Linked DNA regions of Homo sapiens: all the other regions are linked to region 1. A link is a loop called in an ENCODE intact Hi-C map of the cell type or tissue named here. Cell type or tissue: OCI-LY7. All regions are shown on one strand.

Evidence for each region. Peaks named below come from ENCODE experiments on the same cell type or tissue, not always from the same donor. Only the 100,000 strongest peaks of a DNase experiment are listed, where the experiment ranks them.
Region 2: a loop joins it to region 1, with 2.8 times the contacts of the local background. A loop is called at or near these places in 6 of 110 quality-filtered maps.
Region 3: a loop joins it to region 1, with 5 times the contacts of the local background. A loop is called at or near these places in 23 of 110 quality-filtered maps.
Region 4: it touches region 1 in a loop (5-fold over the local background); 10 of 110 quality-filtered maps call a loop at or near these places.

Annotation. Positions count from the first base shown.
Region 1 is chr16:17,365,823-17,373,822 of GRCh38, forward strand. All of the region lies in intron 1 of XYLT1 (xylosyltransferase 1), which reads right to left. Among named protein-coding and RNA genes, the nearest start is that of XYLT1, 100 kb to the right of the region's middle. RefSeq lists an enhancer at 3,764-3,853. In OCI-LY7, CTCF peaks have their summits at 5,826 and 6,032; DNase peaks (open chromatin) are centred at 1,399, 3,719, 3,999, 6,759 and 1 weaker place; H3K4me3 peaks cover 3,411 bases; H3K27ac peaks cover 5,583 bases.
Region 2 is chr16:17,278,211-17,286,210 of GRCh38, forward strand. The region is part of intron 2 of XYLT1 (xylosyltransferase 1); the gene reads right to left. Among named protein-coding and RNA genes, the nearest start is that of XYLT1, 190 kb to the right of the region's middle. In OCI-LY7, CTCF peaks have their summits at 52 (motif pointing right) and 251; DNase peaks (open chromatin) are centred at 111, 941 and 4,241; H3K4me3 peaks cover 2,340 bases; H3K27ac peaks cover 2,493 bases.
Region 3 is chr16:17,459,135-17,467,134 of GRCh38, forward strand. All of the region lies in intron 1 of XYLT1 (xylosyltransferase 1), which reads right to left. LOC107987234 (a long non-coding RNA gene) reads right to left here. Exons shown (of 2, transcript XR_001752091.2): 2 at 1-7,949. Among named protein-coding and RNA genes, the nearest start is that of XYLT1, 7.8 kb to the right of the region's middle. RefSeq lists an enhancer at 2,991-3,040. In OCI-LY7, CTCF peaks have their summits at 3,090 (motif pointing right) and 3,293; DNase peaks (open chromatin) are centred at 887, 1,277, 3,147, 3,457 and 2 weaker places; H3K4me3 peaks cover 4,929 bases; H3K27ac peaks cover 5,497 bases.
Region 4 is chr16:17,297,890-17,305,889 of GRCh38, forward strand. The region is part of intron 2 of XYLT1 (xylosyltransferase 1); the gene reads right to left. Among named protein-coding and RNA genes, the nearest start is that of XYLT1, 170 kb to the right of the region's middle. RefSeq lists a silencer at 5,525-5,594. In OCI-LY7, CTCF peaks have their summits at 7,189 and 7,396; DNase peaks (open chromatin) are centred at 3,902, 4,482 and 5,432; H3K4me3 peaks cover 4,370 bases; H3K27ac peaks cover 6,055 bases.

The DNA.
Region 1 (8,000 bases):
GCTTGGTATGTGTATCCTTGAGCACAAATGGTTATCAAAAATCTAAACTCCTGTATTTAATACTTTGTTCTGTGTGTGCCTCAAGAGGTTTTGTAATTCTTTAAAAAGTACACAGAATTACCATCTTAGAATTACAAGGTTTTGAAGAAACCTACCTGAAAAGATTAGAGGCTTGAGCTACAGAGTGTTAAGACAAGAATGCCCAACTGGTGGCCTGTGGATGCTTCAAGCTGGTTTGCTTTTTTTTTTTTTTTTTGGCCTGCAGCCTTGATGAAATACTTGAAATCATTCATTGCCAATGTTTTAAAACCAGGATACTTCACATGCAAATCTAGATTTCTCACGTCTCCTTTAAGAACAGAAGATTTAGCAACACTGGATGTGTATTCTTGCAAGAAAACAGCTCCAGACTGAGTAGCTGGCCTGGCTACTGCAAGCAACAGAATTTATCACCCCCATATTAATGCAAATTGCCTAAGGTCACATAGCTAGTCAATATTGACAATAATCAAAATACCAGCTAACATTGTTCTCACACTGAATGCCAGGTATTACTGTAAGGGGTTTGTAAATATTATCTTATTTAATTCTTACAACTGTCTGGGTGTTGTGGCTCAAGCCTGTAATCCGTGGAGGCCAAGGCTGACGGATCACTTGCGGTCAGGAGGTCGAGACTGGCCTGACCAATATGGTGAAACCCCATCTCTACTAAAAATATAAAACTTAGCTGGGCGTGTTGGTGCATACCTGTAGTCCCAGCTACCCAGGAGGCTGAGGCACGAGAACAGCTTGAACCCTGGCGGCAGAGGCTGCAGTGAGCCAAGATAGTGCCACTGCACTCCAGCCTGGGTGACAGACTGGGACCGTGTCTTAAAACAAACAAACAAACAAACAAACCAACCTTACAAGAACTCCAGGAGGCAGGCACCAAAAGCCCCATTTTACAGATGGTGTAATTGAGGCTCAAAGGAGAAGTAATTTTTTCAAACTCATTCATTAGTGGGTGGTGAAGCCAGGATTTGAAACAGGGCATCCTTTTGGACCACTAAGCTACCCTGCTTCCCAGTGGTACAACCACATCTTGAACTGGAATCATTAAACCACAGTTCCTGGTTCTATCAGCATCTGGCACTAAGAAGCCATAAGGAGCACTGAATTGGATCAGATGCTCCTCATACTAGATGTTCTCATTTCCTTGCTGCGAGTCTTCAGGTCGACTACTTTGCTTTTTCCAGTGGTTAATGGTAATAATCATCACCATGATCCTCTCACACTCATTGTGGAGCACTGACTGAGATGTTCTACCAGAGCCCGGCTCAGTCCTGACAGAGTGGGTGGGCCACCAATGTTAGTTCCTCTTAGAAGACAATTGGCGACACTTTACAGTGTTTTGCTTTTCACAGCTCAGAGGCATCTCAGACCATAAACAAGACCTGCCACGTGCCAAGAAGGCAGCCGTTACCCGACATGGCCCAGACAGGAAGTGCTGGCTAAATCCCACCATGCCGCAAATCTTTCTAAAGGTGGCCACCCAGGCTGTGTTTGAACACACATCCTCCTGGAGCTGGGAACACACGCCACATCTATAATTCATCCCGATAATTAGCTTTTCCCAGGCACAGGCCGCAGCACCTATCAATTTTGCACCCACTTGCTGTGGTCACCAAGATGGCAGGTGGCCCAACTGGAACCAATACTGCCAAGTGTCCCACAGACATTGTCTGGAGTTCCAATGATACTATGTGACTTCTGGGACTGCTGGGTGAGATCTCTGTTCCACAGGAAAATAGTTCATATTTGAGCTCCAGAATCCAAAATCGTGAGTTCAAGAAAAGCACTTAGAGGTGCAGACCAGTTATGCAGCGAATTCACAATAAGTTGCCCGAGGCAGCTGTTACTAAGCAGTCCACCTGGCCTCAAATTCTCAATACGGCCCGAGGAGCAGATATTATTAATAGATTCCAGTTTCCCTAGATGTCCGTCCCTGACCTGAATCAAACCCATCACTGTTTGGTGAGGCATGGGAGATCCAGGAGGAAAGGCCTATTTCCTAAGGGCCACACACAGTTTGGATTAAAATTCAGTGTAGAATGTCAGTTTTTTGATACCAAATCTGGAGTTCATCCCATTTTGCCAAAATAAATTTCTATGCACATCCCTCCCTGCTTTTCTTCACTTCCTCCTCTTTTGCTCCTTCACAAGAGCCTCTGACCAGGACATCTATTGTCGAAGATACAGGAAAACTGTGATTCAGCAGTGCTTCGCGTCTGGAATGACTCCAAGAGGCCACACACAGAACTGCCGACACAAACCACGGGGGGCGGAAAAAACGATCCCAGGAGGTGGGGAGTGGAGAGCTTTGCAGTCCCAGGCTACAGCTCGGGATGTAGAGCTGCCTTCCTAGGACAGAAGAGAGACGATGAGAACACCTGGCTGGAAGGTGGCCCTGCAGGGGACGGATGGGCCTTCTACATTTAGAGTCAGGATGGAGTCAGAAAGCTTCAGCAGGGGAGGGACTCTGCCTGCAGCCTGTCCCCTCAACCTCCTCTAATATTTCTTAATGAAACGATAGTGACAATGAAGATGACAGCCTTGATGACAGCGCCCAGTAGACCGCTATCATTGGTTAAGTCCTTATGAGATACCATAATTCACCATTTATGAGCATTACTTCAATAAACCCACATTCTATCCTCATGAAGTGGCTGTTCCCAGAAGGCCATAAAGACTGGATAGATAGATTTTTTTTTTTTTTTTGGTTTTTACTTTAAAAAAAAAAAACGACAGGGTCTTGCTCTGCTGCCCAGATTGGAGTGCAGTGATGTAATCATGGCTCACCACAGCCTTGAACTTCTGGGCTCAAGCAATCCTTCCACCTCACCCTCCCAAGTAGCTGGGACTACAGGCCTGTGCCACCACGCCTGGCTAATATTTCATTTTTTGTAGAGATGGGGTCTTCCTATGTTGCCCAGGCTGGTCTTGAACTCCTGGTCTCAAGTGATCCTACTGCCTTGGCCTCCCGAATTGCTGGAATTGCAGGCAAGAGTCAGTGTGCCCAGTTTGCTTTTTCTCTTGATGACATTAAGTATTTCCTTGTTCCTGGATTATGAATACCCTGTAGTACTGTTCCTAATTTATATAGGAGGAAACTGAGGCTCAGAGAGTTTCAAAGACTTGGTTGAAAGCCACAGAGCCAGGCCCATTTAACCTTAATATCTTCAGAGAGGTTTAAAAAAAAAAAGAAAAAAAGGTAACCAAAATGCTTGGATGTGGTATGGTGTGATCTGCATGGTGCACAAAAATACTTCTTTTTTTTTTTTTTTTTTTAGATGGAGTTTTGCTTGTCACGCAAGCTAGAGTGCAGTGGCGTGATCTCGGCTCACTGCAACCTCCACCTCCCGGGTTCAAGCGATTCTCCTGCCTCAGACTCCTGAGGAGCTGGGATTACAGGCACATGCTACTAAGCCTGGCTAATTTTTGAACAATACTTTTTTTAAAATTAGGTGCCAGCATTTAAAATTTAGGGTGAAATCATGATATTCTGATTTGTGGCTTTTCGTGAAATGTGGAAAGATCTGACCCACTGGGTAGGCAGGTCCACTTAAGGCAGGCACATCCCCTTCTGTTTGCCACAACCCCACCCTGCCCACCTGGGCTGAGCCCTGAAAGCATCTAAGTTTATGACCTTCCTATCTGTTCACCACCATACCTTACCCCTCCCCCACAAAGGAAGGTACCATGTTACCCCATGAACATGACTCCAACCCTCACCCGCCAACCTCAAGAAGAAAAATTCGGGATCCCGTGACTTCACAGCAGAAACAGAAAAACTCAAATAATCCATCAGGAAGTTGAGCACTGAGGTTAATACACACAGGACCATCTTCCTCTAGCTCAACAGTCTTGACTTTTCAGGGCCGTGACCCAGAAGGGAGGTGCCCGTGCAGAAGGCAGAACAGGAAGAGGTTCTTAGCACCCACTGTTTTCTCTTCCTGCACAGCCGCCTTGGGCAGCTGCCTGTGAACAGCCTGGCTGTTTTTCTCCTAGCTCTCTCGGAAGGAAGTGCTCTCATCACCCACGACAACAGAGTTGGCCCGAGGAGCCAAAAACGTGCAAAGGGGCTCCAAGCCCAGCTCTCCTTCTGTTCGGGGCAGCCTCAGAGACAGGAAGATGGGAAGAAAGTATGGCCTGGGATAGAACATCCTGCGAGACCCTTACAAAGCCCCAGCTGTGGGGGAAGGGAACAACAGGAGGGGGCCAGAGGAAGGGGGTCCAGGTCACACCAATTTTATACAATGAGCTCCTTTCATCCGTGAATAGAGGACTCTCCTTAACTCTGTCTCAATGGCTTTGTTTCTGAAACGATCAATTCTACACCCAGAAAGCCAAATTTGCCAGACCTCATGCCAAGGTCAGGCAAGAGCCTGAGATCCCCCAAGCAAGTTGATAATCAACACGCAGGAGACGACGCTGTGCTAAGTCCCATTTGGCGGATCCAAAGCTTACAACGATCCGCTTTCATTTCTACGCCTTCTGCAGTGGGGCGGGGTTGGGGGACCCTCGCTCACATGCATGCCACGCTTGGTGGAACTGTAGGCTGTATTCAGGAGAGTAAGTGTTACTTTCCCAGGGACTTCATTGAGACATCTGCGGGGAGGGCAGGATGAGAAAGAGCTGGAGAAACAAGATGCAAGGTAAAGTGTGTGGTCTCACACTGAACACGTTCATGAAGTGGTGGGAAGCAACCCTAGTGACTCAGCAGTGGCCTCTGTTTAGCCAGCACTTTGAGAACACGATCTTCATGGGCTGACTGCAGAGGTGGCCAACAGAAACTGGAATCTACAAGCAGTATTCAGCTCAGGCATAGTTTGTTCAGCCTGCACAATGTTTTAAAAAGAACAACAAAAACCTACATAGGATGCCAATACTTCACATTCAGGAGGTTTCCCATAAAACTGCAAAGTTCTGGCATTTTTTGGAAAAATCAGAAGACCTAGCTACACAAATCCAGCATTTTCCTAAGGCACTGCCTTTCTGGCACTGGAAAGCAGCTATCTCCCTTAGAAGGGTCACAGGCCCTCCTGCTTGCCACAGTCCCCGCCCCAGACACATGTCCTTCACTTACGGCTGCCAGTGTGGCTGCTGTGGGCATTGGTGTTTGTAATCTCTGGTTTAGTGGATCCTAAGCTAAGCCCAGCACTTTCAGCTGGAGGACCTGAGGTTAGAGAGAAGGACGGGATATGAACCATAGACAGGTTGTAAAGTAACGTGGCTGCAAAGTCCAAGAATAATTTAACTCAAGAAGCACCTATGAATGCACACCCAGGAATACAAGGCAGAGAGCAAAGTTGACTCCCATGGATAGGGGTGAGAGTCCTGTCTTCTCATCAGCCCCTGCTACATACTTTTGACAACTTGTCCCACTTCCCCAGGACCAGGGACTATCTTCTTTGTTTTTATGCTTAATGAAGTCCTAAGACTGCCACATAGAAAGCACTTGGTAAATTCTTGCTGAACCAAAATCAACGGAAACCCAATTCATGTTATAGGTGGAATCTGAGAGATGTATGCTGAGAACTCAGCCAACTTCTGAGCTGTAGGATGTTTTCCTGACTGTAAGTCAAGGCAAGTCCTCCCTATAAAGAAGAGTTTGGGGTATAAATGACACAGCAGAAGGAGACAAGCTCAACCTACTGATTGGCTAATGTCTGAGATGAGGAAGCAGAAAGGTTAGTCTTTATAGGATATGTAGCATATCTGATGAGCTATGGTCTGTTAGGAAGGTACTATACGTACTAATTTCATAAAATTGAAGTATGTTCCAACTTATCAAAGGATGCAAAAACTCCACAGAAGGAAGGAAGGACCTCATGTGGTGGCAGGTGCAGCATATTTTACTGCAACCTTTCTAGGTCTAAAAAGGTAAAATGAGGTTTATCACATCTGCTTCTGCTGTGTATAGCCATGGCTAGTTTTCTCCAGCTCTGTTTATTAAGAGACAGAGAGAAAGAAAGAGAGAGTGTATGTGTGTGAATATGCATGTGTGTACACACACATATGTGAGCATCCACATGCACATACAGGTATGCATGTGTGGTCTCTTTCATTCAACACCCCCCCAAAAAAAGTTGCTATGGGATCTGTAGATTTTGTTTGCTGAGTATCCCTAATTTTGGAATTCCCTCTGTTCTAAGTTGCCCCATTCTTGGTACTAATTTCAAATGGCTGTGGGGGAGGGGAGGCTAGCTTCAGACAAGATTCCACTAAGAGTTTTACTTCTGAGCTGGGATAGAAGCAGGAAAGAATAACAGGAAAAACATGCAGCATCCCATCTCTGCACTTTGCATTTAGTTATAATTATTCACGCAGGAGCATCTTTAAACACCAAACGAGGGAAATATTACAGTTGTTCTGATTTCACATGCTAACTGTGTTTACATGCTAACAGCATTTCTCAGGGACAATTATCTTATTACTAGTGCACTAATCTTTTCAATCTTTTCAACACATTTTACAGCTGCAGACTTCAAAAATTAAGGCTAATTAAGACCTTGCTTTCAGCAGGTACAGTAAACTACTCACATTCCAACATGGTAAAAGAAAATCAGTTTAGGGGAAAGGGTGTTAGAGGGGCACAGTGTCAATGGCAGACAGAATACATTAGATAGCTTCCATCAGTGTGAGGACTACAACTCTCCCAATGCTAATGTTCAAGAACAAGTTCCATTAATGGTAAGGCCTGTCGAATTCAGGACCAAGGACAGCTGGTCTGGCCCATTTTTAAGAGAAAGTGGGTATTTTGCATTCAATTATCCGTTTCCATTCATTATCTTCTTCCGTGTGACTTCAGCATAGAATAGTGGCTAAGAACATGGAAACTTGTATCAGAGTCTCTGTGTACAAATGCCGGCTCAATTATTTTCCGTTTGAACTTGAGCAAATTACTTGAGATCTTGGTGCCTCAGTTTCCTCATATGCGAAGTAGGAATAATAATAATGACATATACCTACTTCCCAGGCCTGTTATTAGGATTCACCGAATATCTGTAAAGCACTTACAACAATGTCTGATCATAATAAATCATCAAATACGTATTTCTTTTAAAAAGTGTGGTCTATAAGGACTAACAACAAACATCTGTTTTCTAACACGTTCTTGACCTCACATGTACTCACTGCATTATGGGCCATTTGAGGGCTGCTAATATATAATCATAGCTATATTTATTGTGCCTGTTAGCAATACATTCTCCAGTTACTTGCCCTGCTATCTCATTAGCTGCCATATAAAACCAGCACCTTGGATCATCCAATATTATTTTTTGTTTTGTTTCGTTTTAAATCACAGAGAAGCAGAATGCTCTCTGAAGGGCTGTTGTTGGAATCCATATTCACAGTCCAGCTTCTCAGATCCCAAGCAAAAGCTCTGGCATCCCAAGTTGTGGCGTCTGAGAAACCAGTAATCAGCGTCTACAGTGCTCGGGCCACTGACGTTCATCAGGCACCTACTATGTGCCTCAACCTAGGCTTGAGAGGCTGCTTTTTGAATGCTCACACCAACTCTGTGGGGAAGATAATGCTGGCCCCATTTTATAGATGAGGAAACTGAGGCTTCAGACAATTCTACAGCCACAAAACTTGTGAATAAAACAAAGTTACCGTGTAGTACACGTGTTTCATTCTCTCCAGCCACACACTTTTAAGCCAGCTGGCGGAATTTCTCAAGATGATGAATACTATTATTTTTACTAGCTGTAGAACTCATAATAATGGTTGTTACCATCAACACCAACATACAGCATGTGCCAGGCACTGACATATTTTACTCACTTAATTCTGACAACTGCCCTTAAGGAATGGACTCCTATTAGCCTCTATTTACAGATGAGGGACCTGGGCTCAGAGAGGTTATGCCATGTGCCCAAAGTCACACAGCTGCACAGTGTTGGAGCTAGAATTTGATCAAATTCAGGAGATCCAGCTTGAGAACACTGCTCGTG
Region 2 (8,000 bases), 88 kb before region 1:
CTTTAGTCCTCAAAGGACCCATGAAACACCCAACACAAGGTGGTTCCAAGAGACCCGGTGGACCGCAGTTGTTCAGGCCACTAGATGGCTCTTTCTGTGAAATTTGCAGAGAGCAAGCCGGCAGCTGCACCTTGATACTGAAGCCGGGCTGCTTCCCTTTGGACAGTCAGGACGCATCTCCGAGAAGTTCTTCTTCATTGCCGCAGGTGGGTGGGTCACTACCTCTTCCTTTAAGGGGTATTCCCATTAAGGCTTTTCACTTCAGAGGAGTTTGACAAGGCGAGACTGGGATTTCCACACTGTCTACTAAATCAAAGTCATTGCCATCATGCAACTTTCTGCTAACTTTCCCAGCTTCAAGGGAAAAGTGGAGCTTCATGGAGCTCCACTTCATCATCTGTTGGCTTCACATCATCCCATCAGAGACAAGCTCCATATAACAGCATCTACTGTTTACCCAAGATTTTGCACGATTCTCTTGTTTCATCCTCCCATTTATCTTTGGTGGAGATATTATCCGATGAGATAGAAAAGTAAACTGTGGCACAGAAAGGGGGTTACATGACTCAGGCAAAGTCGCCCAGGAAGCAAGGGGCAAGGCTGGGATCCATCCTAGGTCTGATTCTGAAGCTTGTACTCTTCACTTTACAGCCTCATCTATGCACAGGGAAGATCCTCCTGAGCTCTGCAAGTGTCCAAACTTAGAATGGGCAACCAAGGCTGACTGTGAACATTTCCTTCCTGGTTGGGCTTTAGGAAGAGAAGCGAAATTTGCCTATTACCTCTACACACCTCCTGAGACCAGGAGAATCCTGGGTGACACCAGGCATTCAAGGATTTCATGATACAGTCTCTCCCTCCCTAATGCACCTTTCAGCGTTGCTACTGGGACAGCATTTCCTGTGCCTTTTTAAATTTAATCCTCTTCACAGCCCTCTCAAGAGGCAGCGCGGCTCTGTGATCAGGAGCATGAATGCTAAAGCCAGACTACCTGGGTTCTCAACTTAGCCGTGCCGTTTTGAAGCTGTGTGACCTTGGGCAGGTTTCCCAGCTGTAGCCAGCTCATGGAGTTGAAATGAGAATTAAGTCAATGTTGGGAAAACACTTAGGACAAGGCCTGGAACACAAATTGTAGCTGTTACTAGTATGATCATTAATAGTAGTATGTCCTTTTTCAACATTTGAGTAAACAGAGGCTCAGAGAGGTGAAGACACTTCCTTAAGGCCACACAGATCAGGGATTTAAGCCATAGCACCAGACCTGGGAGCCAAGCTAATATTCCCTCTCCAACACAGCCCCTTCAAGTCCCAGGCTGGAAGTGAGCTGCCCTTCTTAGCAGTGAAACACCTAGAAAATTGGCTGACAATTTATCGAGGGCGTCTTCAACAAGTGTGTCATTTTGGATACACTGTGGGCTAACTATTGGTGCAGAGAGTGGGCTGAGGGGTCAGCTTCTTCAGCATCTGGCTTCATCCATCTCTGGGTCATTGATGGCTTCTGTCAAGATGGCCAAAGAAGACCACGAGAGTCAGGCTAGGCCTCCTCCTCTGCATATTAATTACAGCCAAGGCAAAATGTGGCCACAGCAGCAGTTAGGGGACAACAGGACCCTGCAAGTCCTCAAGCAGTCAGGCAGAGGACACCTTGGGCACCCCGCCCTCTGCCCAGCACAATCTTCCGTGGCACTGCCGAGGACCTCAGCAAGATGCAGACCTCCAGGGATGTCAGCCTGTCTCCTCCTCTAGGTCTGTCCTCTTTCTGTCCCTCTGTTTGTCCCTCTCCCCTCTCTCAACCACCTCTCCATCATTCTGCAATCAACATCCTGCCCATGGTCAGGGATATCTAAAAAGCTATCCAGGCTGGGCGTGGTGGCTCATGCCTATAATCCCAGCATTTTGGGAGGCCAAGGCAGGCAGATGACTTGAGGTCAGGAGTTTGAGACCAGCCTGGACAACATGGCGAAACCTCGTCTCTAATAAAGCTACAAAAATTATCCAGGCATGGCGGCAGCACCTGTAATCCCAGATACTCGGGAGGCTGAGGTGGGTGAATCGCTTGAACCCAGGAGGAAGAGGTTGCAGTGAGCCAAGATCGTGCCACTGCACTCCAGCCTGGGTGACAGAGCAACACTCTGTGTCAAAATAAATAAATAAATAAAAAGCTATTCATCTTCTGAAGAATGGAGGTGGTCAGATTTTGTCTTATTTTCTGAAACATACTTCAATATTTTCCTAATACAAATATGTGTCAGATATAAAAAATTCCAATACAATCTAGATTTATGAAATAATTCAAAATGTATTAAAATGTACAGAAAAATAATACAGTGCCCTTCCATGTACCAATTTTGTTATGTTTTATTCAATTATTTAAAGAAATTAGACTTTGCAGAGACAACTGGGAAGTTCCTCCCAGCTTTCAACCACCATCTCCCAACCCAGAGGACACTTCTATCCTTCACATTCATGTATTTATATTTTTAGTTAATACGTATGTGTTCACATACAATGTATAGTGTTATTTTGTGTATCTGTAAGTTTGACAAAAGGGCACCGTGCTGTAAATATCTCCTTTGCGTTTGCTTGTGTCATTCAATATTAGCATTTCTACCCCCATCTCCTCTCTCCTTTTATTTTCTCTCTTCTCAATTCTTCTTCCCTCAGGTAACATGATGCAGAAGGAATGACAGCATTTAGTTCACCAATTCTCAGCCTTGCCTTCCCATTGGACTAATCTGGGAGCCTTCACAAAATGCAGATGCCCAGGTGCCCACACGGGAGATACTGGTTTAGTGGGTTGGGGCTGGGCCTGGGAATCACGATTTCTAAAAGCCCCCAGACAGCGAGGGGTAAGCAACTGGATTTGGCCCCTCTTTCAGCTTTGGGTACCTGCTGTGAATCAAGGTCACTCCTGCTCAGAGGCCAGGTGAAGGAAGCATCTGATAGGCTGGCCTGCAGCATCCAGGGGAGCGGCTGAAGGACAGGTACTAGAGCTGGAGGCAGGCATCAGAGCCCCAGTGCCCGGTCACGCCCGGGGTTGTGACTCTGCTTGGCTCCATGCAGCATCCAGGGGAGTGGTGGAAGGACAGGTACCAGAGCTGGAGGCAGGCATCAGAGCTCCGTTGCCTGGCCACACCCGGGGTTGTGACACTGCTTGGCTCCATGGTACTCTGTGGACCCTGCTCCCACCATCTGTAAACTGAGTGTGCTGGGTGAGGGCAGTACTTCCTAACACTTCCTCCCTTCACTGGATAATTTTACTTGGCTCACATTTAAACATAAACATTTATGTTGTTAAAAAAAATGATGGTCATGATTCCTAAAATTCAAACAAAAGGAAAAAGGAACAATGCTATGGAACCCTGGCTAGACCAAGTTGCCTGGCTAAGGCTCTGAACCCAGAGAGTCCTTTGTCTGTTGCACAGGGAAATGTGTAAGTGTTGGCAAGGTGTTAAGGACATCAGCACCGTGCTGAGACTTTCTCATTGGTTTAATCCAAGAGATTGCAGGAGCACTGGAAAGGCAATCATTTCCTCCCTGGATGATTCAAAGTTATTTAATATCCACAGAATCCCCGCAAATCATCTTGGGTGCCACCGTGGGCCACAAACACTTCTTGGAAACACATGGACCTGGGTCAGTCCCTCTGGTCCCTTATCACATGGATGCTGTAGGGTTCTATGGTTCTATGGGCCATACCTGAGATTCCATTACAGGGGAATGTCACTCCCCTCCCTTCTCTCTCAGTCTCCCAGAATGGGGATGGATGAAGAGATCCAGGGTGAGCTATAATTCCCCTCACCCAGCCTTAATCTGGCTGTCTTCCCGGCCAGAGCTCTCCAGGCAACTCCACTTTCTACCTCCAAATAATGATGGTAGTACTAAGTGCAGCACTGACTGTATGCTAGGAACTGTTCTAAGCACCCTGCATGGTCTAGTCCTTTTAAACTTCATGGCAGCCCTAGGGGGCAAACACAGTCAGCACTCCTATTTCTAAAATGGAGAAACTGAGGCACAGGGAATAAAATACCTTACTGAAGACCCTCACCCCAGCCCCCGACTTCCCTACCCCCTGGCCAGTAAGTAGCCACGAACAACTGTACTACAATGCCCTTTTGAATGGCGGGGGTGCTGACAGCTGTCTATTTGCTCTAAAGATGTGGCTGCTTCAGGGAGCAAGTGAGCAGGGGGAGAAAGAGGAAAAGCATTTTTAGAAATTATTTCCGACAGGTGACCACATACTAAAATAACAACATTTGGTTTGCCTTGCTAGCTGGAGGCAAAAATCGGCTCAGGTGGGAGGGTGAGGCTGCAGGCTAAATGCAGACAAGGCTGGCTTGCCCTGAGTTGGCCCAGTTCTAGGAAGGGCACCGGCATTTCTGCCATTAATTGATGCACTGGGAACCCCCAGCTTGGTTTTCTTTAAGGAGAGAAGGAGCTGGGTCTTTCATGGTGTAACTGTGAAAATGAGAACCTCCCAGGGGCTGCAAGACCTGGTTGTATATGGAGTCCAGTGAGCTATTTTAGGGACGAAGTGTAAAATTGTGGAAAACAGTTGTAACACAGGATGGGGTGTGTGTATGAATATTTTTATTGAAAGCAAGAATATTTACTGCATACTTACTATATGCCACTGTTGTAAGGGATTAACCTGCATTACACTATTTCATCCTTGCAAGGATCCTTAGATATAGCTACTATTGCTAACCCCATTTCACAGACAATGAAACTGACACACAGCAATAAGTCACCCCCCCCAAGTCACACAGCTAGTAAGCAGCTCGTTCAGAGCATAAAATCCAGGGCTCATCACCTCCAAACTTCACATATTGCATGCATAGACCCACATTTCCAGAACGCCTAAGAAATTCCCAGTCATCCAGCACGAGTGGATGGAAATGAAGGGGCACATCCCGTCCTCGCTTGGAAGGAAGAAGGAGCTAGCCCTGGAAAACTGACAGACTGGCACGTCTGGAGGCAAAGCCAAGCCAACGGGAGCAGATGGAGCCCAGGCAGCAGATGTTAATACAGTTTGCTTTTTCCATATGCTCTTCTGTTTAGCTGTAATAAGTGAATTGTTCTTTAATATCTGTCAGGAGCTCAAACTCTGAAGGCCGGGGGCAGTCACAGTCACTCAAAAAGACACAAAGGGAAGCTGGCCAGCCGTCTCTTCACATCCCAGAGGAAGGGTGCAGAATGTGAAGAAAGATGCCAAACACAGCAAAGTCCAGGTCTTTGTGTACACACACACGCATGTGCACACATAGGCACACACGCACACACTCCTCGCCTGCCATGACAGTGAGATTCTCACTTGACATTCTAGAGTCTTTGAAATCCTGCCTCAGCGTCCTTCCCACTCAGTAATAACAACTAAGTAGAATTTTCAGATTTTGCCTTTGAAATGACAACAATGAAAGACCCAATTTGAAATGTATAAAGGGCTCCAACGGCTTTGCTCCTTGGGACTTCCAACGCAACCACAACTCATTTCCTTAATCAAGGGCAGCAGGGCCACTGCAGAACCCTGTCTTCTGTCTTAGGATACTTCACGTGTCTTGGGACATCCAGCCCCATCACTATTATCACATAGGGGCGGGGTGTGATGGTGACGTCTGTGAACAGTATTTCTTCAACGATATTTCCATTTGACAACCATGAATTAGGACTCTCATATAGTCTCACCAACTTCATCTTCTTTCTAAGTATCCAGCTGTGATACTGTTATCCGCACTACCACTATACACCCGCCCAGTCAGAGAATAAACACAGAGGGAAGGTCCCCTGGTCCTCACAGTTCCAGCTCAACATAGAGCAGAGGTTGAGTTCTGAGCTAAACCTCAGCATTATCCCTTAAAATCCACGTGACCTTGGGCAAGTTACTTCTGACATTTCTAAGCCTCAGTTTCTTCATCTATTAAATGGAAAGAAATAGCACCTTCCTCCCTCAACAGTCCTGTTGCGAAGATCAAATGTTAAGAAATGCAGGTTAAGTGTTCAGCACAGCAACCGGTACTTAGCAAACACTTACTGAGGAGCAGCTACTATTTTTTTATTATTACTTCTATTTCTCATTCATTCATTCATCCCACTAACACTGGAGCACCTTCTAGGCAACATACATTGTGCTAGGTGCTCAGTAGTGAACAAAACAGATTCAGCTCCTGCCCTAATGGAACTTACATTCTACAGGGGGAGAGATAATAGAGAAATAATAGTTGTCCAATATGATATGACCTGGGGATGAGTACTTTAAAGAAAGATAAGACAGGAGAGAGGCAGCGGATGGCATTTCAGATGGGGTCAGGTAGGAACTCTCTGAGGAGGTAGCATTTGGGTGGCCCAATGGTAAGATGGAGCTTCTCCAAACACATACCGGGCAAAAGGTACCAGGCAGCAGGAATGGTAAAAGCAAAACTCTCACAGCTGGGGATGGTGCTGTGCACCTGTAGTCCCAGCTACTTGAGAGGCTGAGGCAGGGGGATCACTTGAGCCCAGGAGTTCGAGGCTGCAGTGAGCTACGACTACACCACTACACTACAGCCTGAGTGACGGAGTGAGACTCTGTCTCTAAAAATTAAAAATTTAAAAAGCAAAGCTCTCAAGGCAGAAATGGTCTAGGACCAGTCTAGCAGCAGGAAGAGGAAGATGGGGCTGTGATATGGAGAATAGACTCATACAGCACAGGAAAGCAAGATGGGGCTGAACCTGGGTACACAGAGAGGAGAGAAGTCCGTATCTCATTCTAAGTGCACTGGGGAGCCACTGGGGGCTTAAGCAGGAGAGCATGCCAGATCTGACTGATGGATCCTGGAAGAGCCCACTCACCCACTGCTCACAGATGCAGAGAGAGGAAGCAGGGGCAGAAACAAAGGTGGATGCAGCCCTGGCCAAGTCCAGACTGAGATCAGAATGCATTGCCTGGGTGCTGCTCCAGCCTCTTCTCTCCGGGGTGTTGCTGGGGAGGGATGAGGGAAAATGCACAAGTGATGGGAATTTACTTAGAAGTTTCTGGCTGCAAGCTTGGGTGACTAGAATCACCCAGGACCCCATGGTAGTGATGATCTCACACCAGCAAATGGCTTTAAATCAGAATTCAAATGAGTCTGGTAAACCAGGATAAAGTGTGTAATTTAAAGCATCCCGGAAGCCCTGGGAACTTGCGCTAGATGCTTCTCGATCTGCTCTCAGGGGATCTCCAGCATTATTCTGGAGAGATCTGGTAGCAGAATTAATGACTCTGGCATTTCCCACCTGATCTAGGGCTTTGATCCTTCCTGCCCCATGACTGTCTCAGAACCAAAGGTTGTGGGACAATGGGCACTGTGCATGTGCCCAGACCAAGAATCAGCATTTAGGCCTGGCTGCAAATTTCACCATCATGCCCGGGGGCCCTGCTTTCTGCTGATGTTTCAGCCAGGAATGCCAGGCCCTTCACCCCTCACCCTGGCTTGCATTCAAATGACCCCTGCCTCTGTCTCCTTCACCAGACTTTCTCCTCCTCCTCTATGCCTACAGAACACTTTTACCAACTCCACTACAGAACTTTCCACCTGAATTGCTTGTTAACATGGTATAGCCCCCTAAAAATGTGTCCTTCTGAGGAGCAGAACTTATTCAAGTTTATAACCCCCAAGGGTCTAGCCCCAAACCTGGTGTATCTCTGTGTGTGTGTGTGTGTGTGTGTGTGTGTGTGTGTGTGTGTGTGTCCATGTGTGTGTGAGTGAGTGAGAGAGAGAGAGAAAGAGAGAGAGACAGAGAGACAGAGAGAGACTGTGTTATGCCAATATCAACATAAACAGCAGCTAACACAATGGGGGTCTGGGCCCACGTGCCTCTCTGCTAATCACTAACTTTCATGATCTTCTCTGACCCTCACAATAAACCTGTCATAGAGGATCTATTATTACTCCAAACATACTTAGACTCAAAAAGGCTAGGACATTTGCTCAAGGTCCCGGCACTAGTAATTGGTAGGACTGGAATTTGAACCAGGCTCA
Region 3 (8,000 bases), 93 kb after region 1:
GCTGAGGTGGGAGGATCACTTGATCCCAGGAGTTCCAGACCAGCCTGGGCAACATAGCAAAACCCCACCTCTTCAAAAAATACAAAAATTAGCCGGGCATGGTGGCACGCACCTGTAGTCCCACCTACTCAGGGGGCTGAGGTGGGAGGACTGCTTGAGCCTGCGAGGTCAAGGTTGCAGTGAGCTGAGATCAAACCACTGCATTCTAGCCGGGGTGACGTAAGGAGTCCCTGTCTCAATAAATTAACAAATAAATTTAAGAAGTGAATAAATGTTGTACAGATACGAATAGTAACTTTTTATAAAGAGTTTTTACAGAATATCTGCCCTTGTAGCACCTCCAACCACTGGTGCATCACGATTGGTGTCTATACCATATTTTGGATTCCTGGGGCTCGTTTAGGACTACTATGGCAAAAGGCATGATCCAAAATAAATCCTTACCCCTGAATAAGTAAAATAAATCCACCCATCCAAAACAAATGCTTATCCACAGCTCTTTCTTTTCGTTCAGCTCCCTAATGGTTTCCTTCGCTGCATTTGTAACAATCTGATTTTTTGCAATGTTCTTGTTTGTTTTTATTGGGAGGTCATCCTGCCCCCAAACCATAAAGAGCATGAGGGCAGGGTCACATCTGTCTTTCCCCCTGCTGTGCATAAGGCCTGGCACACAGCAGACCCCAACCAGTATCTGATGAATGAATGGATGAGTAGGTGGGAAATTTCCAGTGGATTTCACTCATTCATTCTCTCCCTGTCCCCCACGGGTTACAAGACGCTGTGAGGAAGGAACGCAGACAACCCCGTCTGAACACTCCCACATTGTGCTGCTTGAAGACATGAGCCCCGTCTTCCATTCACATGGGGCTTTCTGAGCTTCAAAGCACTTTCTCATCTGTTTATCAAATTTAATCCTCACAACCCAGGGAGGGAGGCAGGCTTATTAGCATCATCTGATGAAGTGCCAAAAAGACACAGAGATGAAAGTCACGGTCCGTCCCTGACAGCGCTGGGACCAAGCCAAGGTGCTCAGGAATGTTCTACTTTTCCACCTCCCCCTTGTCTCTAAAGACTCCCAACTTCCCAATGCGTGTTATTGGGGGACAAGGTCACGGGAAACACAGAGTGAGGGGCAGATGACTCAAAGGAGGCTGTCACTCACACTCCCTGCAGAGGGGAAACAGGTTTATCAAATTGCGGAATGCATGATTCTATTTCTGTCGGGGACATTTGCCTTCAGGATGGCCTCATGCTTATAAGAATTTGCATATTCTGGGTCTCCACCACCAGCTAGGCGGGGAGGGAGACTCCATCATGCCAGGGCAAGGCACAGGCAGTGAGAGGCAAATAAGTGCAGTGAATAAGCCACATGGGAATAGGGTAACCACAGATGCTCATTTTTATGTCTTCATAGTGAACACGGAGGTCTTCCAAATGGGCTGCAAACTCAACAGCCAAGAGGGGCCAGCCAGGTGCCACAGGTGACAGGAGAGATCTTAGGGGGACTCTTAGGGACCCAGTGGGTCTGCAGTATCACCATTCCTCAGCTTGGCTGTTTAACACCAAGCAAGCACCGTGGACCCTGTATTGCCGGATCTTATGACTTTTAAAAGAATTCCAAAAATCTACGCTGTCTCACGGCATATCCTAATCTTTAAATTCCAGGGCCTATTTATTCTAACACACCGTGTGGACAAAATCAAACCCACCCACGGGCCATGGATTTGAAAGTCCTCCTGGCTCTAGCAAACATCTCCTACGATGTGGCTGCATCAGGTGGCAGAGCAGAGCACTGACCATGACCCAGAGCTGTGCCTCACCATCAAGCCCTGCCAGGTAGGTGCCATCATGGCCCCTGTGCTTCAGACAAGGAGACTGAGCTCCAGAGAGGCAAAGTGCCATACCACCGATGATGTCAGACCACTGTCTTCTTCCTCAACATCACACGACCTGCCTCCCAGGCCCCACAGCATCTGCCCATCTGCTCCCCTGGATCATTTCCAGGGTTGTTTCATGAGCTACAAGAAGAAGAGCTTGGGCCCCATGAGCAGAGCAGCCCAGGCCTCATGGACAGTTCTGGGATGGCAGAGACCTCAGGGCTCCCAGGGCTCTGAATCATACTACTTACTCCTTGCCCTGACCTTCCCAGAGGACACCTCCCTTGTGTGTTCAAGAGGTCACCATGGGAAAGGGTATAGGCAATGAACCAGGCTAGGATGTGAGAGTGATCTCCCTAGAGATCGGCCACTTATCAGCACGGGCTCTAACTCTTGCCTGCTAGACTGGTCCTCCTGGAGGGCAGGAGGCACATTGGTCCTGTTCACCAAGGTGGTTCCAGTGCTGGACACAGGGACTGGTACCTTCTAACTGCAGGAGTGGAGGATGGGTAGATAGGTGGATGAATGGATCGATGGGTAAATGGATGGACAGATGGATGGATGAATGGACAGAGGATGGATGAATGGACGGATAGATGGATGGATGGATGCTTAGACAAATAGATGAATGGACTGATGGATGGATGGATGGATGGATGGGTGGACAAATGCATGCATAAATAGATGGAGGCAGGGGGAGAATGAGGGGCTAGAGTCAACGGACTTACTGACTCTGAACTGGGTAGACTGAGAACACAGCCTTTGGAGACACCACCCAACTTCAATTTCTAGTTTGGACACTTCACATCTGCTTAATTTTCATCCAACTTATTGCCTTAGTTTTCATTATTTCAATCAGTAAAACAGAAATGAAAATAATAGCTCTTAACTTGCCAGATGTTATAAGAATTCAATAAAAGCATGTCTTTTTAGTCCTTCCACAGTGTTTGGTGCATTCGATAAATGCACCTCATCATCACCATAGTTGCAATGTTTGTGCCTCCTGGGTAGGGAACATTTGCATCAACCTCTCTGCCCCACAAACTCATCTTAAACTGAAACCACACATCTTGTGGCCAAAAATTATGGCAAAGCGTGCCCTGGGAGGAGAAACAAATGCCTCTTACCACATTACCTCATTAGCATCCACTGACACATTAGCCTGGATTAGATGTCCAGATAAGCAGTAGTCACCTGGCTGGGACAAACTAGGCCTGGGACAGGACAAATCCATTCATTGCCCCTAGGTGGCCCTGAAAGATGAGACACCCTCGTCCACACACACAAAGCTTGAGAATGGGTCCCACCCCTTCCTCATCTGGCAGGGTGTCTGGGTTTGCAGTTCCTGACACTAATAATGCCAGTGTCCAGGTTCAGGGCTAAGGTGACACCCCACCCCACACCCATCTTCTTTGTGATGCCTCTGGCTTCCAATCGGGAAGGGGGCAACCGAACCCAGAGAGCACATGGGCACCATCTGATGAGCATCTGCGGGCAAACGGGTAGTTTCTGTTGCAGGCGGAAGGAAGTGTCCGCAAGATGATCCGCACTGCATGTTTATTGAGGTAACTCTCCAGTGTGCTGCAGACCCAGGCTCTCAGGTACAAGTGGCGGGCTCCTCAGTGGGCCAACCACAGAGCGGTCTGAAGGAATGGAGCAGCAGGAAGTCTGTTGTGGTTGAAAGAAAGGCCATTGTCCCCGGCCAAAGAACCCTGAACAATATCCTCTTGCCCCCTCCTCCGCTTCTCCCTTGGTTAGAGAGAGCTGAATTCAAGACTCCTCTCTCTAGCCAATTTCAACTTCCATTCTTGACTGTTGAAAATATAATAGTACACAGCTTGAAGGATTAAATGAGTTCATGCACAAAGAGGGTTTAGAACAGTGCCTGGCAAACAGAATAGAGAACGCAGAAATAAACCCACACTTTAATATCAACTCATTTTTGACAAAGGCTGGGGAAAGGAAAGTCTTCGATAAGTAGTGCTGGAAAAACGGGATAGCCATTACCTATGGATAAACTTAAGAATGAAACTAGGCCCCATCACTCACCATACACAAAAACCAAATCAAAATAGATTAAAGACTTAAATCTAAGACCCGAGACTATGAGACGACTAGAGAAAAAAACATTGGGGAGACACTTCAGGACGCTGAGCAAGAATTTTTTTTGGGTAAGACCACAAAAGCACAGGCAACAAAAGCAAAAATAGACAAACGGGATCACATCAAGCTACAAAGCTTCTGCACGGCAAACAATCAACAAATTAAATAATCTACAAAATGGAAGAAAATATTTGCAAACTACCCATCTGACAAGGGATTAATAACCAAAATATATAAAGAACTCAAACAACTCAACAGCAAAAAAACAAGTAGTCCAATTTTTTAAACAGGCAAAAGAGCTGAACAGATATTTCTCAAAAGAAGACATACGAATGGCCAATGGATATATAAAAAAATGCACAGCATCACTAATCACCAGGGAACTGTGAGTCAAAAGCACAGTGAGATATCATCTCACCCCACCTGAAAGGGCTTTTATCAAGAAGACAAAAAATAACAGACGCTGGTGAGGATGTGAGAAAATGGAACACTCATACACTGTTGGTGGGAATGTAAATTAGTACAGCCACTATGGAGAAGAGTATGAAGGTTCTTCACAAGCTAAAAACAGAACTACCATATGATCTGGCAATCCCACTACTGTGTCTACACAGGAAAGGATTAATTATCCAAAGGAAAGGAAATCAATAAATCCAAGAGCTATCTGCACTCCCATGCTTACTGCAACATTCTTCACAATAGCCAAGATATGAAATCAAGTTAAGTGCCCATCGGTGGATGAATGGATAAAGAAAATGTGGTAAACACACACAGTGGAATATTAGCCAGCTGTTAAAAAGTGAAATCCTGTCATTTGCAGCAACATGAATAAACCGGAGGCCATCATACTAACTGAAATAAGCCAGGCACTTAGAGACAAATATCACATGTTCTCACTCCTATGTAGGAGCTAAAAAAAGTAGATGACAAGAAGATAGAGAGTAGATAGGTGATTAGGGGAGTAGGGAGGAAGATGTTGATTGGAAGGATAAAAATCCAGTTAGATAGAAGGAATAAGCTCTAGTGTTTGGTAGTCCAGTAGGGTGATTATCATTAACAATAATCTATTGTATATTTCAAAATAGCTAGAAGACCCGGGCACAGTGGCTCACATCTATAATCCCAGCACTTTGGGAGGCCAAGGCAGGCAGATCACCTGAGGCCAGGAGTTTAAGACCAGCCTGGCCAACACGGCAAAACCTCATCTCTACTAAAAATACAAACAGAATTAGCCAGGTGTGGTGGCGGGTGCCTGTAATCCCAGCTAATCAGGAGGCTGAGGCAGGAGAATTGCTTGAACCTGAGAGGCGGAGGTAGCAGTGAGTCAAGATTGTGCCACTGCACTCCAGGCCGGGCAACAGAGCAAAACTGTCTCAAAAAAAAAAAAAAAAAAAGGAGCTAGAAGAGAAGAATTTCAGTGTCTCTGACAAAAAAGTAAAGATAAATGTTGGCGGTAATGAATATCCCAATTACTTTAAGTTAATCATTACACATTATATGAACCTATCAAAATATCACATGTACCCCAAAATATGTCAAACTATTATATATCCATTTTTAAAACCACCTAACACATCATAACTGCCATGCAGTCATTATTATTATTATTATCATTATTACTACCCTTGTATTTGCATCATGAGTTAGGGGTCTGATTCAATATAAATTGCATGTCTGCTTCTTTTCTAGGGTTGGTAACTTTTTAGGAATCTGCAACAAGAAGTGAGAAAAGTAGAATAAAGATTTTTGGGGCTGGGCAAAGTGGCTCAGGCCTGTAGTCCCAGCATTTTGGGAGGCCGAGGCGGGCGGATCACGAGGCCAGGAGTTCGAGAGCAGCCTGGCCAACATGGTGAAACCCTGTCTCTACTAAAATACAAAAATTAGCCAGGCGTGGTGGTGCACGCCTGTAATCCCAGCTACTCAGGAGGCTGAGGCACAAGAATTGCTTGAACCTAGGAGGCGGAGGTTGCAGTGAGCCGAGATCACGCCACTGCCCTCCAGCCTGGGTGACAGAGCAAGATGCTGTCTCAAAAAAAAAAAAAAAAAAAAAAAAAAAAGATTTTTGGGAATGCATGGTTGCATTTAGGGTTTTTCAACAAACCATGCAAAAGGAACGCAACTCGGAAAGGTGGCATCTTTGGAAAGGGGCAGGCCTGGGTTTGGATCTCAGTTCTGCTACTCCCCAGCTCTGTGAACTTCATGAGCAAGCAGCTTCACTTCTTTGAGCTTCAGTTTCCTCCTGGGGACAGCAAAAGTCTTATCCCACAAAGTTGGGAGAAATCAGTAAGACAGTAAGGTAACATTTACAAATCCCTCCATTATTCCTGCCACATAACAAGCCATCATAAGACCAGCGATTTCTAGTTGGGTGTCCTTAGTTTTAACTTTTTATCAGTTGTGTAATACCGTCTTCCTTCCTGGAAATTTTTTGTGTTTTTTTTTGGGGGGGGGGGGGGTGAGCATTTAATAACCTAACGTATGCAAAATACCTAAATGACACCTGACATACAGCAGGCACTCAATAAATGTCAGTACTCCTTCCTCTACCACATTCCGTCCTGCTCACACAGAAACAGCTATATTCATTCTACTGCCTTGGATTTACTCGCACCCTACACTGTACGGGAAAATGAATAACTGCAAGAAATTCCTTATTTTCAAACATACCAAGAATTTCCTTTTAAGAACAGCTCATTTTTGAACACTGATTAAGGAACAGGCCCACATGAGTTCACATATATTGCTACATTTCATCCTCATACAGCCCTATGAGGTAGCTCAGATTCACAGAGGACCGAAATTACAGTGACTTGCCCAAGATTAGGGGCATGAGAAAGGGCCGAGCCAGGAGGTGAACCCAGGTATGTCAGGCCTGAGGGTACTCAACAGAGGCCTCTTTCATTGGTGCCGGGGCCTCGCACATACTTGTTGGGACGTTTTCTCCTGTTCCCACACCCCTTCCTTAGAATGCAGGTTTTGTTAAGATCGAGTTTGTTTTTTAGTTATTTTTTATTTTCCCCAAGGCATTTTCTCTTTGTTTCTGGTAGATGGGGATCTGGGTCCGCAGAAATGGGGAAATGCAAAGGAAAAGGAAAGAGAGAGATCATAAGTGGCAGCTCTTAAGGTAGCACTGGTCAAAAGATAGAGACTCTCAACCTCACCTGTGCAGTCCAACAGGTGTGTGTGTTAAGTTCTTCTGCACTGAAACACTCATATAGATGGATTTATGACCTTATGGATCATAAACAGCTCTGGAGCGGGGTGTGGGGGGCAGACTCTTATGTCAGAGATATGCCTAAGGATATCTTTGCTTTCTGAGGATACACACACACATACACAATGACGCGATGATGTCAAATCTCTGCTTTAACTCAAGCCACCAAATTTCCTCTTCTATTAAAACCATGAATCAAACTTGAACAGTCACCAGTAAATAAGAACTTACGCCATGGCTGGCTTCCTAGGTGAAAAATAGCAAGCCTTTGACCACCCACCCTTCTGGAAGATTTTTAAAAAATGAATTGATAAACTGAAGAGAACGTCTAAAGTATGAAAAGACCGGAAGGAAAGTGAATACATAGATATATTAGAATTCATATTACAAACATATCTATACCTACGTATATTATTTCTACTTTTATTTATCTATTTTAACACTTTCCATGATAAACAGATGGCAACATTTGCAGTAAGATAAATATTATTCAATGATGCATATTTCTGTATACAAAGTGTAATGCGTCGCTCAAACAAAACAAAACTCCATTGAAAGTGTGAAAAAAAAAACGAACCATCAATAACATACCCTGTTTTCTGTGGTCTCAGAACATCTGGATAGGAAGAAAAGCTATACCTCCAAGGCTGTTAGAAGCAGAGGTGATCTAAAGCCAGTGAACCGATCTTTCAAAGTCACTGCTGATGTCTAAAAGAGTCCTGAGTTATCTGAGTAATGTGAAGCATGAGGAATTTCTGCCGAAAAATCAACATTTCAAAGGCGTCGGATAATACAGAAACCCCATT
Region 4 (8,000 bases), 68 kb before region 1:
GTGTGCCTGTAGTCCCAGCTACTCGGGAGGCTGAGGCAGGAGAATGGCGTGAACCCGGGAGGTGGAGCTTGCAGTGAGCCGAGATCGCGCCACTGCACTCCAGCCTGGGCGACGAGCGAGACTCCGTCTCAAAAAAAAAAAAAAAATTATTCCTGCCGAGGGAGCCAGTGTTAAGAGCTATCACGGCTCCATTCTACAGATGAGGAAACTGGAGCACATCCTGTAAGGTCTCACTTGCCAAAATTTTTGTCTCCAAGAGAAAACCAGACCCTCCCTTACAAAACAAGTCAAAATGAGTGTAAAATCGGTTCCGTCAGGTGACAGCCATGAGGAGACGGATGGTGTCACATCTAGTGGGGGCGAGGGAATGGGCTGGAGGTATAGTGTGTCCAGTTGCAGGACCAAAAAACCTTGGCCCATAACTAACGTTCCCTGCACAGCCACCCCATGCCACACGCAGAGCCCAGGAGATCTCATCTCATCTTCACAGCACGCCTGGTGGCGAGTGCCCTCACTGTTCCCATTTTACAGATGAGGAAGATGAGGCTCAAGGAGCTGACGTCATTTATACCACACTGCTATTGAGTGGAGGACTGCAGAGTTGAACCGGGTTGCTTAGCACCTTTCCTGCTGCTCTGAGGTCCCTTAAAGTCTCTGTGAAGCGTAAGGATGGGAGGTGGGAGTCCTGAAAAACTGGTCTACCTGCTGCTGTGCGAGATTGAGTTGGGACAGTCAGCTCTCCCCTCTCTGGCCTCAGTCTTCACCCGGCAGGGAAGGGGCTCCACTGAAGGTCCTTCAGCTCTGACCTCCTGTGCTGCTCTTCATAGACCGTCAGCTGCTGCTTCCTAATGCAAATGCTGTCACTTGCCTCAGGGCCTTTGCACTTGCTGTTCTCCAGGCCAGGAAAAATATCCGTCTGGATATCCTCATGGTTCACTCCTCAAGCAACTTGTCAGAGGACACGCCCTATGAGAGCCACCACCCCCTGCCCCATAGGCATTCCCCATTCCTCTAATTATGTTGCTCCTCAGGCCACGTATCACTCTCTGGGCTATTAAAGATTATAATTATAATCTACAATGTCTATTATTAATATGTATAATATATATTTGCTTATTGTCTGAATATATTCTATTTATATATAATATTATGTATTTGCCTATTGTCTAAATCTTCCAACTAGAACGCAAGCTACTTTTTTATGTCCCTTCAGTATGCACAAACCCTGGCACATGACAGGCATTGGGTAAATATTTGTGGAATGAATGCCTGGATGCATTAAATCCATTTCTGGGCACCTACTGCACTTAAGGCAGACGGGAAATGCACGTGGTTAACCCACCACCACCAGAGCATCCAGCTCCATGCCTTTATCAACCTGGCCACCATGTTTCATCAGCAAATGTGAATTGGGGGAAATAACAGAATGAAGAGGGGGTGGCAGTAAGCCCCAGCAGGCTTCAGGACCAGATAAAGGAGGCCAAAAGATTCCATTTGCACAAAATACCATGCAGCCCTCTCCATCCCGTTAACCCGCTCTTCCTCAAGGAACTTCCAGAACAAACTATTGCCAAACACCATTGAGTTTAATTACTCAGATGATATTAATAGTGCAGCCAGCTTTAATTACAGACGACGCTGCTGCACAGGGGCTAAAGACACCCTCTGAATTGCTAGCGTCCCTTCCACCTCGCTTCTCTAGCTGAGGTCGCCATATGTGGGAGTTGATTTAGCCTTGACTCTGCCATAGAGACTTACCAGCAAGCTTTAGGAGAAGAGAGGCTTTTTGTCCCCTGCAGAATTGAATGGGGGCCACTCATGCTAGATTTCCCTAACTGCCAGAACATAGCTCTTATATAATGAAGGCCCAGGAAGGTCTGCAGAATGAGACTGGTTCGAGTTCTTAGAGAAAAGTTTCAGAAAGACGAGGGACACAGGAAGGATTCTGCTTTTCCCCCATCCTGGTGGACATGAAGGACCCAGGATAAGCTATGATGCTGCTTTATTAACGACCCTTTTTCAAAGCACTGACCCCGGCAGCAGGAATGGAATCTGGCCGCCTAGGCTTTCTGTTAATGAGATGAGAACTGAAGTTCAAAAATAAACTGTGGGAAGCCTGGTAGGGAAATACCAGATGACAAGAGGATAATCTGGTGACCAAAGGCATAAAAGGTGGCGGGGGTGGGGAGCCCACAGCTAAATCAATAACCAGGTCGGGAGGAATTTGGGGGTCAAAAGAGTGGCTTAGCTGTTAAGAACATGGTGAAAACTGACCTTGGATGGCTCCGTAAGAATCTTAGCTTTGTGGAGATATTTTTGTGCCTCTGACAAAATGCTATCTTTTAAGAAGTGTGCACAGACTTCATTTCTAGGCATGTAACCTTCACATTTAACTTGCATTTAAGCAAAATGATATGCGTGTAGGGAGGATTGCTATGGCGAGTTTTTAATTGCCAAAGACTAGAAACCACTTCAGCCTCAGCAGTTGTGGTATGGTTAAATAAACCATGCTATGTGAATGCAAATGCAAAATAATGCAGCTATTTCTTTCTTTCATTCTTTCTTTTTTTTTTTTTTTTTTTTTTGAGATGGAGTCTTGTTCTGTTACCCAGTCTGGAGTGCAGCGGCACGATCTCGGCTCACTGAAACTGCTGCCTCCTGGGTTCAAGTGATTCTCCTGCCTTAGCCTCCCGAGTGGCTGGGGTTACAGGCACCTGCCACCATACCTGGCTAATTTTCATGTTTTTAGTAGTGACGGGGTTTCATCACCACCTTGGCCACGCTGGTCTGGAACTCCTGGGCTCAGATGACTGCCCACCTTAGCCTCCCAAAGTGCTGGAGTTACAGATGTGAACCACCGCGCCCAGCCTAATGCAGCTATTAAAAAGAATGGGGGCCATGATATATATACTGAACCAGAACAATCGATGAGCTAGATAGGTAAGCGACAAAAGCAAGACACAAAATAACACGTACAGTTTGCTGCTATAAGTTAGACTGTGCTTTAAGCACCGTCTAGAGCAATCCATAAGACAATTCAGATCCTTTCTCATTAGCTGTGCAACTCTGGGTATGTTACTTTACCTCTCTGGGCCTCCGTTCCTTTCTCTCTCAACTAGAGCTTTAATAGGAGTTAGTTTGTATATCTAAAGCACATATTCTCAATAGGGATGACTGTCACCCCCACCAAGCAAGCAAAATTTGGGGGAGTATATGTGTGTGAGAAAAAAAAAATCTTAGGCTGGGCACAGTGGCTCATACTTATAATCCCAGCACTTCGGGAGGCTGAGGCGGGTGGATTAGTTGAGGTTGGGAGTTTGAGACCAGCCTGGCCAACATGGTGAAACTCTGTCTCTACTACAAATATAAAATTAGCCAGGCATGGTGGCGGGCGCCTATAATCCCAGCTACTCAGGAAGCTGAGGCACGAAAATCCCTTGAACTCAGGAGGCAGTGGTTGCACTGAGCCAAGATTGCACCACTGTACTCCAGCCTGGGCAACACAACACAACTCTGTCTCAAAATAATAATAATAGTCTTAGATATTGCAATGGTCAGCCGTCCCCCAAAGCTCAACCCTATCTGATAAAATCTTTTCCCACAGTATTTAATTTCTCTCACAAGGGAGAATTTATATTAAATTAAATTTTTCTTCTTGGGAGGGTGATAATGAAAGAAAGTAATGCTTGAGTAATACTGAGCTAAAGTACTCAGAACAGCGTGAAGCAGATGGGGTGACATTTACCTTGCAATGTCGCTGCCAAGTTTAAATACAATAATAGATGCAAAGGCCACAGTGCGAAGGCGTTTCATCAGACTCCACCGCAACAACAGGTGGCGAATGCTAATATCAACTCTCACTTCTTAGATGAAGACTCGGAGGTTTACAAAAGTGGAAAGACTAGGCCAGAGGTCAGCATCTGAGCTGGAATTTTCACCTGGTCTCTCTCTCAGACTAAGAGCTTCCTCTTTATGCTCCAGTGGTGCTTGGAGACCACATGGTCTGTTTGTTCTGGTAGCTTCCCTAAAATACATGTCAGGGCTCGGCACAGTGGCTCATGCCTGTAATCTCAGCACTTTGGGAGGCCAAGGTGGGCGGATCATTTGAGGTCAGAAGTTCAAGACCAATCTGGCCAACATGGTGAAACCCCATCTCTACTAAAAATGCAAAAATTAGCCAGGCGTGGTGGCATACACCCTAGCTACTCAGGAGGCTAAGATGGGAGAATTGCTTGAACCCACCAGGTGGATGTTGCAGTGAGCCAAGATTGTGCCACTGCACTCCAGCCTGGGTGACAGAGCAAGACTCGATCTCAAAATACTACTACTACTACTACTACTAATAATAATAATAATAAAAAAATACATGTCGAGGTCAACCCAGGCCCAGGTACCAGGATGTGTCCTTACTCTGCTGAGTATCAGCATAAGATGTCGAGTCTAGACCAGGGGACACCGTCGTAGCAGACAGCCATGAATACCTCATCCTGTCTGCTGTTAGCAAGCTGCAAAGCCTGCTGGTCCTTCCTCTTCCTCCTCTTGTGAGGCCCTCTGGAGAAATTTCCATCTGAACTGAGCACTGAGAACAGATCCACCTGCCATGAGCAATGGCCTGTGTCAATTATTTGGATACAGGGCAGTGGAAGGGACAGATTTGTTTTCCTTGATGGCAGCCAGAAAGCTCTTTGTCAAATCTCCAGTTCCCCACCATGGTGTAGGTGTTAATACCTATTCCAGCTCCAAGGTATGATGGTCCTATGGTTGTGTTTCCTTTCTTTGTCTCAGTTTTAATTTTTGCAGTCTTATTTTGTTTAGTACACCCATGCAGACTGCCATAAACCCTTCCTGAAAGAGGGATGGGTGTAAAGAGATGAATCAACAAACCACAGAACTTCAAAAGGTTCCAGAAAAAAGCCACCACTGGCACAATAACGGGTTACTCAATCCCCCAAGGCTTTTGAGGAAGACTAGGGAAGGAAGGGGTTGACCTTGGGTCTAGAATGGGTGAGGGGGAGAGAAAAGAGAAAGCGAGAGAGAGCTAGCAAGTGAGCACACATGTGACCGTGAGCTTAATGCAAGGGGATAAGCTGGGGTAGGGTTGGCAGTATGGGTAGGGAAGGGGAGTACATGGGAAAGGAAAGGGGAGGACTGGAGCTTCAGTCGTGATGGATCTTGAAAGACAGACCACTCACTGATTCCTTGGTTTACTCATTCATTCATTCAAGAACTACCATGTGCAAAGAATTGGGCTCCCTGCATGAGATACAATGATGTAAAAAATAATGACGTGGTTCCTGCCCTCATGGAAATCATATTTAGTTCAGGGGTTGGCAAACTACAGCTTTAAGACCAAATCTGGCCTGCAATCCTCTTTTGCGAACCAAAGTTTTATTGGTACACAACCACTCCCGTTCATTTGCATATTATCTACAGCTACTGTACAGCCACGCTGGCAGAACTGCTTAGCGGTGACAGAGCCCATGTGGCCAGCAAAGGCTCAGATATTTACTAATCTATCTGGTCCTCTACAGACAGTTTGCACACTTCTGCTTTAGCTGCTATTACTGTTGCTGTTGCATATTATTTGTGAGCATATAAAAATGTTTCCAATAAACAAAGAGACATGTTGATGCCCCCGTGAGTCCCCAGTTTTCTCTGCCATAAAACTGGCATAAGAGGGCCATTGTGAGGGTTCTAGGAAAAGCTCTAAGAAATAAGCCCAGAACACAGACACCTACAATCCTTTTACATTTTCATTACTAATGATATTACAATGGCTGGGAGTAAGAGGAGGAATCATTTCACGCCACATGTCTGTCTTTAAAACACATTCAGCCTTTTCACTCTGATTCTAGAAACAGGTATGATTAGTTGATCAATGGGACCTCAATCTAGACAATCCAGGCATTTGACCACATTCTCCTGATTTTTCAGATGAAGATTTTTTTTCCCATCATTTTGACATTTCTGGAACTGAGGCTTATCTTATAAACACTGTGTACATATGATTTATTAATTTGTATTTGTTAAGAGCAAATGATGTGGCAGACACACAAGATACAGGAACAAAATACATATGTGAGCAATGCATGTGTGTATATACATGTGCGTGTGTGTGTGTGTGTGTACAGGTGCATGCAGATATATATGATAGTTCATAAGACATCAATTTATGCTAACGTTGGAAGGTAAGAAGGCATAATTTATGCTTATGTTGGAAGGTAAGAAGGCAGTAACACCTTAAAGTCTGTCAGTTGGTAATAACCATCGTGGTGAAGGGAAAAAAAAGTAGATCAGAGGAACAGAGGAGAGCAGCAGTTTGCAATTTTCAGAGCAATGGCTGGGATAGCATTCCTCCCAAAATGACCTTTGATCAAAGACCAGAGGCAGGTGAGGAGCAGATGTGCTGGAATTCTGGCTTCAGGCACAGGTAAGGGCAGGTGCAAAGATGACTATCTCTGTCAGTGTGTCTTTTTTTCCCCCTCCTTCCTCCCCAAAGCTGTTGCCAACACAATACTGTCCTCCAGTCACAGAAATGCTGTATGTGGATGGTATAAGCATGCTGCGAAAAAATGCTGCAGGGATTTGGACCATTTGGACCGCGCAGGGGAGGGTGTTAAAGTGATTGTAACATGTTTTATTTCAGCTAGTTCTTCAAGCTCAGCTCCTTTGAAATAGCTGACATGTTTTCTTGGCCCTCAACCTGCTGTAAGCCTACGTCCAAAAGCGTCATATGTCAACAACCTGGTAAATCCACAGTTAAGATTTTTTTTTTCCCACAAAAAGTCATGGGAACCAAACAGGCTCTGACCAAAGTTGCTGGACCAGTTAAACCACTACCAGTTACTTCTTTGCCCACGGTGAGTAAGGCTGCTTGGGAAGGTAACCTATTTTCTCTGAATACTCTCAAAGCATTCAAGATAAATATATCTATTCATTTGTATATCCCCCAACTTGGCACAGATGAGGCCTTGGGTTTGGATAGTAAAATTTAACACTACCCTATGACATTTCAATGCTAAGTTTCTTGGCAAACTCACCAAGATTGCAGCTGTAGGCCCAGAAAGAAAGGGTGACAGCTTCCAGATGGCACAGGAATGATCTGGAAGTCCTTGCATGTTTATAGCACCACTCAGTGCCGCAGGGTGCCCACTGTGGGCCGGGGGTCATGTTTAATTTCACTAACTCCTGATGATGAGCCTGCATCATCTCCCTATTGTACAAAGGAGGCGACAGAGGTTCAGCAAAGTGCTGACTGCAAAGCCATCCCAGTTCCCCAAATCAGGATGCCCCCTTGTCTTGACCACCCAGGACAGGATGGGAGTCATTCTCCAACTTAGATTCCAGTTCATGTGTCCAATGTGAGCCTAAGACTACAGTAACTAATCTCACTACTTTCCCTATCTAGTTTCCAAAACAAAATGTCCTCTGGATAAGAGCGAACAGCAGAATGGAGTTTGTGTGTATGTGTGTGCAGCTTTAGTTTTCTTAATATTTACATATAATACAGAATACCTTCTTCTTCTTCTTTTTTTTTTTTTTTTGAGATGGAGTCTCACTCTGTCACCCAGGCTGGAGTGCAGTGGTGCGATCTCGGCTCACTGAAACCTCCGCCTCCTGGGTTCAAGCGATTCTTCTGCCTCAGCCTCCCGAGTAGCTAGGATTACAGGCATGCACCACCACGCCCAGCTAACTTTTGTATTTTTAGTAGAGACAGGGTTTCACCATGTTGGCCAGGGTGGTCTCGATCTCCTGACCTCATGATCCCTCCACCACCGCCTCCCAAAGTGCTGGGATTATAGACGTGAATACCTTCTTTCTTAACAGCATTAAACAGACGAAGTATTGCTCGACTAAGCATTTGTAACTATAAGGACCCGGCAAACCCCAGACTCTGACTTCCGGAGAACTTTATTTCCACATGAAAAGAGCCCACACATGTTAGAAACAGTCAGTCCTGTGTTCAGATTCCCCTTCCCCTGACACCGCCGTGGTGGGGA